2 separate regions of the Mus musculus genome follow, and region 1 is linked to region 2. The links are chromatin contacts, found by Hi-C or POLR2A ChIA-PET in ENCODE. All regions are on one chromosome and are shown on one strand. Each heading gives the region's core, a stretch centred on a gene start or an enhancer-like site at or near the end of the contact. The rest is flanking DNA. Distances are from core to core; before and after follow the strand shown.

The links. A loop is a pair of places that touch in the nucleus more often than their neighbours do. ChIA-PET counts read pairs that join two places held with the same protein, here RNA polymerase II (POLR2A).
Region 1: a loop to region 2 is called in a map of heart, with 2.2 times the contacts of the local background. The contact joins two enhancer-like sites. A Hi-C loop is called at or near these places in 1 of 37 maps with a recorded cell type or tissue (heart). POLR2A ChIA-PET finds 5 or more read pairs at or near these places in 1 of 5 experiments (embryonic stem cell).

The regions. Positions count from the first base shown.
Region 1 is chr8:8,487,238-8,490,616 of GRCm38, reverse strand. No RefSeq gene overlaps it. Among named protein-coding and RNA genes, the nearest start is that of Gm31135, 4.2 kb to the right of the region's middle. RefSeq lists an enhancer at 1-2,563. Within about 2 kb of position 1,921, at least 1 of the 3 ENCODE cell types and tissues checked has a DNase peak (open chromatin) inside an H3K27ac peak, as active enhancers do; it is heart, where a contact is called at or near this core.
Region 2 is chr8:8,991,193-8,994,440 of GRCm38, reverse strand. No RefSeq gene overlaps it. Among named protein-coding and RNA genes, the nearest start is that of 4933430N04Rik, 140 kb to the left of the region's middle. Within about 2 kb of position 1,825, at least 1 of the 3 ENCODE cell types and tissues checked has a DNase peak (open chromatin) inside an H3K27ac peak, as active enhancers do; it is heart, where a contact is called at or near this core.

The DNA of each region.
Region 1 (3,379 bases), core at 672-3,171, 500 kb after region 2:
CTGGGAATCAGGGGAGGAAATGAAAAGACACACGACCTTCATAAAATGAAAGAGAGCCTGGCTACGTGGTCACAGAATGACGTCCACAGCTGGACACCAGAGTGGGAAAACGTCCTCCAGCTGTAGCCAAATCTGTTGTTTTCAGGACCCAGAAGTCACCAGGCCGGTGGTATTGGAGACAGGAGACAAGCGGGTAGGGATTCTCTTACAAGCCAGAGGTCTAGGGAGGCTAGAGTCTCCTCTTTGCCACTGTCCTGGAACTTAGTAGATGAGACTAGTCTCCTGGATGCCCTCATAATTCTGCAGAAAAAAAAAAAAACTCATGATTTTTTATTTTCTTTTCCTGGAAAGTGTAATTTGAAGGATTGTCAGAGGACAAAATTGAACCGTGGTCACAAAGGCTGTGCAGGAAGACCCAGGAGCATCATGGGGCCAGGGCCTTTGGTGTTTGCAGTTTTGTTTCAGGGAGACAAATGCCCCTGCTTTGATCAAGTGTCAAGTGTATGTGGCAAATTCCTCTGTGAAGGACCCCCTGGTATACTGCCTGCACACGCAGGCAAGCTGCCTGCAGGGAGGTGGGGGTTGGAGGTAAGCAAGCATCATTTGTTTTAAATTGCACCACGGTAGAAATCCATGAACTCAGGGCTGCCACAAGCATTCTGGGCACAAAGGAAAGCTGTGCAGAGGCTGCGTCTCTTTTGATATAGATTTTGCCGCCATTGTTCCAGGTGTCTCCGGAGAGAGCTTATTTCCATATGTATAGAGAAACGGAGTGCTTTCTCTTGCCGGTTAAAGTGTCACCGAATGTATTTTTAGCTATACATAAAGCAGCGGCAGTGTGAGGCATCTTACCGCCAGGGTCGCAAGGTTTGAACATCCTTTGCCACTGGAGGAATGCTAATGAGATGATTCTTCATTCCACTTATTTTAATTGCCAAACAACGCTTAATTCCCCACCCCACACCCCCGACTTAAAAAACAAAATCAAACAAATCCCTTTTTGTGTATAGCCAAGTTTGCCCTTGCAGGAGATGGGTGTTGCAGAAAGACCCCAATCGTCCTGTGCAGAAGGTTCTAGGCCTGGCCCTCTCCCTGTGCAGTTAGTGCGAGGTGTCAGTGTCTGCTCCCCTTTCCAATAGCTCGGAGGATGCTGAGAGGAGACGCCCGTGGTTGTCAGAGAAACACGGCGATATATTATTAGATCTTTCATAATTAGGCTTTGCTGATGTGTGCAAGAGCTTAATCAAAAACGTTATCACCCAGCCTGCTGCTGGAGGTGGGGGTTGGTGATGGTGGTGGGGGAATCTGGAAAGTCAAAGGCTGTTCCTCCCCGTGCTGGTTCTGTAAGATAACAAAGGCAAGACAAAGGCAGATGGCTCCTGCCTGTGGTTCTGAGCAGGCTCATGCTTTGGTTAATCACGTGACGTACGTGACAGTGGGTTCAGAAAACCTGAAGCCCCTCCTCGCTCCCAATTTCTGAGTCACTCCACCGACCAGGTGCTGACTAAGGCTGTGGGCTGTGGGAACCTCATTGAATGTGTCTGCCAAGCGTTTCCAGGTAGAGCTTGGCTCCCCGGGGGAGCTCTAGAAGTCCCTCCCTGGGTCACAGCAGGCCTGCCTGACTGCGAATTTCAAAGAGTGTATCTCAGCCCTTAGATAAACCTGGCTGGTGTCCCCTGGCAGCAAAGCTGGGGGAAGACCTCGGGGACAGCCATCCTGCAGCGCCCAGGGCTGTTTGGACAAACTGTGCTATGTTTTTTCTGCCCGTATCTGGGCATGCAGGTGAATCCTGGTCCCGCTGGTATCTTGGCTGGCCACTCTCTCTCAGGCTCTGCGGGGAGCTGGGGGTGCATCCCTGCAAACGCTCCAGCAAAGCTGTGCAAACAAACCCGGCCGATTAGTTGGACAGGCTCACTGGCTCGGGAGTGTGAGCTGGCCTGGCAGCCCTATGCTCTCAACCCTTTCCAGGCTGGGCTTGTTCCCAGAGCGCTCATCAAGGAACACACTACCTTACCCTCTGGATGCTGGGTGCTTGTGCATCTATGGGCAGGACAGGATACTGATTCTTGCCTTGGACTCTTTACATACAACATATCACACATTCATTCACACACACACACACACACACACACACACACACACACACATGTGCGCGCCACTCACGTTCACTACAGACTATACAGCATTGGGTCAGAAGCCGTGATGGCACGAGGCACATAAATTTTGTGTCTGAGTTATTTAACCCACCTCAGAGTTGCACAAGACCTGTGTCCTTGTCTTACACGCTGCGTCAGATAGAGGCTGGCAATTTCTGTGTTTAAAGGTTCAGTTTAACACCTATAAATAACCTGACGTTCTGAGCTTTTTGGGAGAGGCTGCTCAAACTGACTTGACTTTTTTTTCCCTCTCTTCTGCCTTTGGTTTGAAGTAAGAGTCAACTTGGTATAAAGAAACCTCGGGTCCCCTTTGAGGTGAAATCAGAGTGAATCAGAAAGAGTGATTACGCCCTTCTTTAATCAGAGACTCTGGGGAGGATTTTCTTTTAGGAGAGAAGCGTCAAGCCATGCTCTTTGAAAATTACTTTCATATTTTCTTGAGCAGTTCAGAGCAGGGAGAGTTTTAAGAGTTGTCATTTGCTCTTGGATATCAGGCGGCAGCCTCAGCCTTTTGTCTGAGCCCTTCCTTCTGTGTATCCGAAAGGACTTAGCTGGCCCCGGCTTTGTTGTGCACCACACAAGCTATCAAGTGACTAATGCCCTTGGAATCTCATGGAGACATTTATTCTGCCCCTGTTGCTATGAGCCCTGTGTTCTTTTGTGGAACCTAACAATATAGGTAACATATCTAAAGTATGACCCTGACCAAAGGAACTTAGTTTTAAGTAGCAATTGTAAAATCATTGTGTACACGTCACGGGCCTGTCAGGTCCATTCTCATTTTAGTGTTTCAAGTATGTTTGCGCTAGTGACGTGGGCTGATTAACCTGAAGTGAAGTTAAAGCATCAATAGAAAAGCTCACCCACATTCACACTGCAAGTGTTTATTAAACCAGTCTCAGCTACTTGGGGGAAGCAGTACTCCTTCAGGGAATTAAAAAAAAAAAAAAAAGGATAATCAATCAGGAATTATTCAATGAGCTGACAAAAACAGCATTACAGGTCAAAAGTCCCCCTGTTATTTAAAATAGACGATCCATTTTCAAGTCAAGAGTTTTTCTCTGTATTGCCCTGGCTATCTTGGAACTAACTCACTCTGTAGACCAGGCTAGCCTGGAACTCAGAGATCCACCTGCCTCTCCTCCCAAGTGTTGGGATTAAAGTTTATGTTAATAAATAGCTTTTAAAATTAGCATTTCCTGTCTGCTTCCAAAAATTTGGTT
Region 2 (3,248 bases), core at 576-3,075:
TTAGCACACTGAAAGAGAAGTTAATTTTATGTCCGCCCTGGAGCCCCCTCTTTTGAGGCGCAAATTAAGACTGTGTATAATAAAATGAACATAAAGTCTCGAATTTAAAATAAAGCCTTCCTTAGGACTTACATGGTTAGACAAGCAGAGATTCCTTTACAGGCTCCCCCATGCATGGGTAGTCTCAGTCAGGCTGCATTTGCAACCCCCTCCACAGCGTGACCAAAGACTTATTTAAAGAAATTTCTTGCTTTAAATAAACCTGCTCTCAGCAGCCAACTGTTCCTCCAGGAAGTGATGGGACACCCCAATTCACTGTAGAGGCTTACCCAAGCAGAACCGAATGGAGCAGCCTGCACGCTGCTCTTTAATTTAAAGGAGAGAGGAAAAAGCCACTCGAGGCTCCTCCAAACCCCCAAATAATTATAAACAAGAGAACGTAACTGACTCTAGAGCCCACCTGGGTTAAACAAACAGATCAGCTCACAGTCTTCTGGCTTTGTAGCAGCTTCCCTTTCTTAAAAATGTTTTTAAGTTTGGGCTGTCTCTTAAGCCATAAAACTGCTTTAATTAGAATTCACCCGTGAGCATGGCTTGTGATAAAGTGTTCAATGTACCAAATTCCTTCTGATTACTAATAAAGACACAGCCTTGTTGGGCTGGTGGAGCCACGGGCTGAGGGTTTTTGAGACAATTAATTCTCATCCGGGTTCTGCAGCTGAGTTTCACTACAGGTTTGTTTCTCTAAGTGTGGATCTACCCCAGTTTCTGAGCATTTGTTTGATCATATCAGAGTGCAGTAAACAAGTCTCTGGCGGCAGGTGAGCTATTCCATGGACTATCAAGTTTGACTCAAAAACCGCGGGGAAGTTTTGCTGGGCTTTGAAGATGCTCTGGGGTCATCCCTGGTTTCTCCTGTTTTGTTTGACTGTAGCAGTTTCTGCCCAGGGAGGAGCACTGATGGAATCTATTGTTTAGGGAGTTTGAATGGTTTAGTCTTCAGTATATATTAACTAACCAAGGAGGTGCTGGACACATGACGGTGGATTTATGAAACTGTCCACCTGGGAGCTCATTAAAGCATAAATTCAGGACAGCCAGAGTTTATCTAAAATAACCCCCCTGCTATGTTTTAGGAGGTTGTGGGGAGGTTTATAAATAGCTGACTAGAATCCTTTGATCAGTTTATTATATATAATAAATCCCTAAAATTTTAGAGGGGTGGTGAGAATTTGGGGTTGCTGTTGTACATGTTTTGAGGAGTTTGCCAAGGAGGAGCTAAAAAGTCTAATTAATTAATTAATTTTATTTATTTACTTATTATTCATTTATTATAAACTCAGTAAGCTTATATTTAAGGGAATTCACATGTGACTTCTTCATTGCCCATGAGGGTTATTTATTAAATTAACTCGTTTTTCATTCTATCCTTTGCAGCTGATGAAAGAGAAGGGAAGTATCTGCCATCGCCAGCAGAGGGCAGTAGATCCCAGGGAAATTTCTGCTTACTTAAAAGCTAAAGCTTGCTTTAGTAGGCACAAAAAAAAAAAAAAAAAAAAAAAAGTCCTACCGTGAAAGCTTTTGCCAACATTCTGGCGTCAAAACGCAGGAAGACCTCAGCACTTCCTGGAAAATCCACTCTGTTGTGAACCTTCCCACCCAGGACTCCATATTGTCTAAAGCAGCCAGAAATAGAAATTGACTTCCCCTCCTAGCTCTTGGTTTAATTTAGCATCAACCCACCAAGCAGCAGAAAGGGCTGGGGCTGTATTCTGAAAAAGCACAGGGCGCTTTTGCTCAGTGTTAACAGGCATCATCAGGGCCTGATGTCAGCCAGGCCTGCAGTCAGCAGCCAACAGGAGTATAGCACCTTGGGCTTTGTGTCCGCATCCCCGCGGGAAGCTGACCCTGTTCCCTCCCACAGCAGCATTCTTTCCCTATGGCCTTCTCTGTCCGGGTTTTCGCTGTACATCTGACATCGTGGAAACCTTCTGCCTGATCACCCAGGGCTGAAGGAAACATAAATGCAAGCAAGGCTTCAGGTTCACCCTTGGACCTCAGGTTCTCCTATGAACTTTAACGGAGATGCTGGGTTAGGAAAACATTCTTTCTTAGGGCACAGCCCTTGATTCCCCTGTCTCTTGCAATGGGCAAGGGACGTTTATGAGGGCCTGCCTTGTCTTCCATACTCAGCTCTCCCATGACCTTCCCCTTCACAAATCACAACTGCAAGTCACTGTCCCCACCCCCACCCCTGACTTTTCGTGCCTCTGCTTCTGTCCTTGTTTATGAGTCTCACTTCTTACTGCTCCGGATTTTTCCTTGGTTCGGACTCTTCCAAGGAGAGCGAATCTAAGGGTAAAGGGCAAGGACTAACGTGAGCACCTTGAGCACCGGGAGGGTGTCGTGAAACAAAGGCAGCTGTGCCTTATGTAACTGCAGTCAATCAAATTGACTTCGGTGAGTAGGACTGGGGTAATTTCAGTAATGAGTGGGCTTGCTTTTTAAAAATTCATTGTATTATGAAAAGGAGGGGGGAAAAAACGAGTTTCTGAGTAGCTACCTCTCCCGCTGAAGTCGACATGAACTCTAAGGATTTAAAAGTCTTGTCCTTCTTTTAAAAAAAAAAAAGGATGGCACTTTTGGCTTTAAATGTGTCTTTGGGGTTGTATGTTGGTTTGAACTGAGGGACAACACGAAGCCAGCATTTTCAAATATTCCCAATCAAAGCAGAATAAGAACTCATGTTCTTCAAAGAAATGTTGTGTTGTCATTCTGGTAATGCCTATTTACTTTTAAAGGGAAGAAATTAAAACTAAATAAGGGTCATGCAGTCTCTAAGAGCTACACAAACTCAAACTGTCCAACAAGCAGGATTTCTGGCCCCTACTCCAAAACACTTGGCATCTTTCAGCAAGGTCTCACCCCAGATGAAGACTTCCTGTTTCCCTGAACAAAGGACCTTGGGTGATGATCACCTGGTGGCTGTGTCGGCTTTTGAAAGTCACTGTCAACATTTTCTCTGCTGGTCAGAATCCAGAGGATGCCTGTGTGGGCTTGTTCTGTTTTTCGTGTCCCCAGGCTGTAATTATTTCCACTGATCTCAGGGAGCACACACTAGTTCTCAACCCTCACAGGGGTTTATGGGCCGGGGCCGTAGGAAGTGTCTGGCTGTGACTCAAAAACTTGACCTTCAGGCCAGACTCTGAGAGACGCGCAGCCAAGGAGGCCTGCGCAAGCCCTCATCT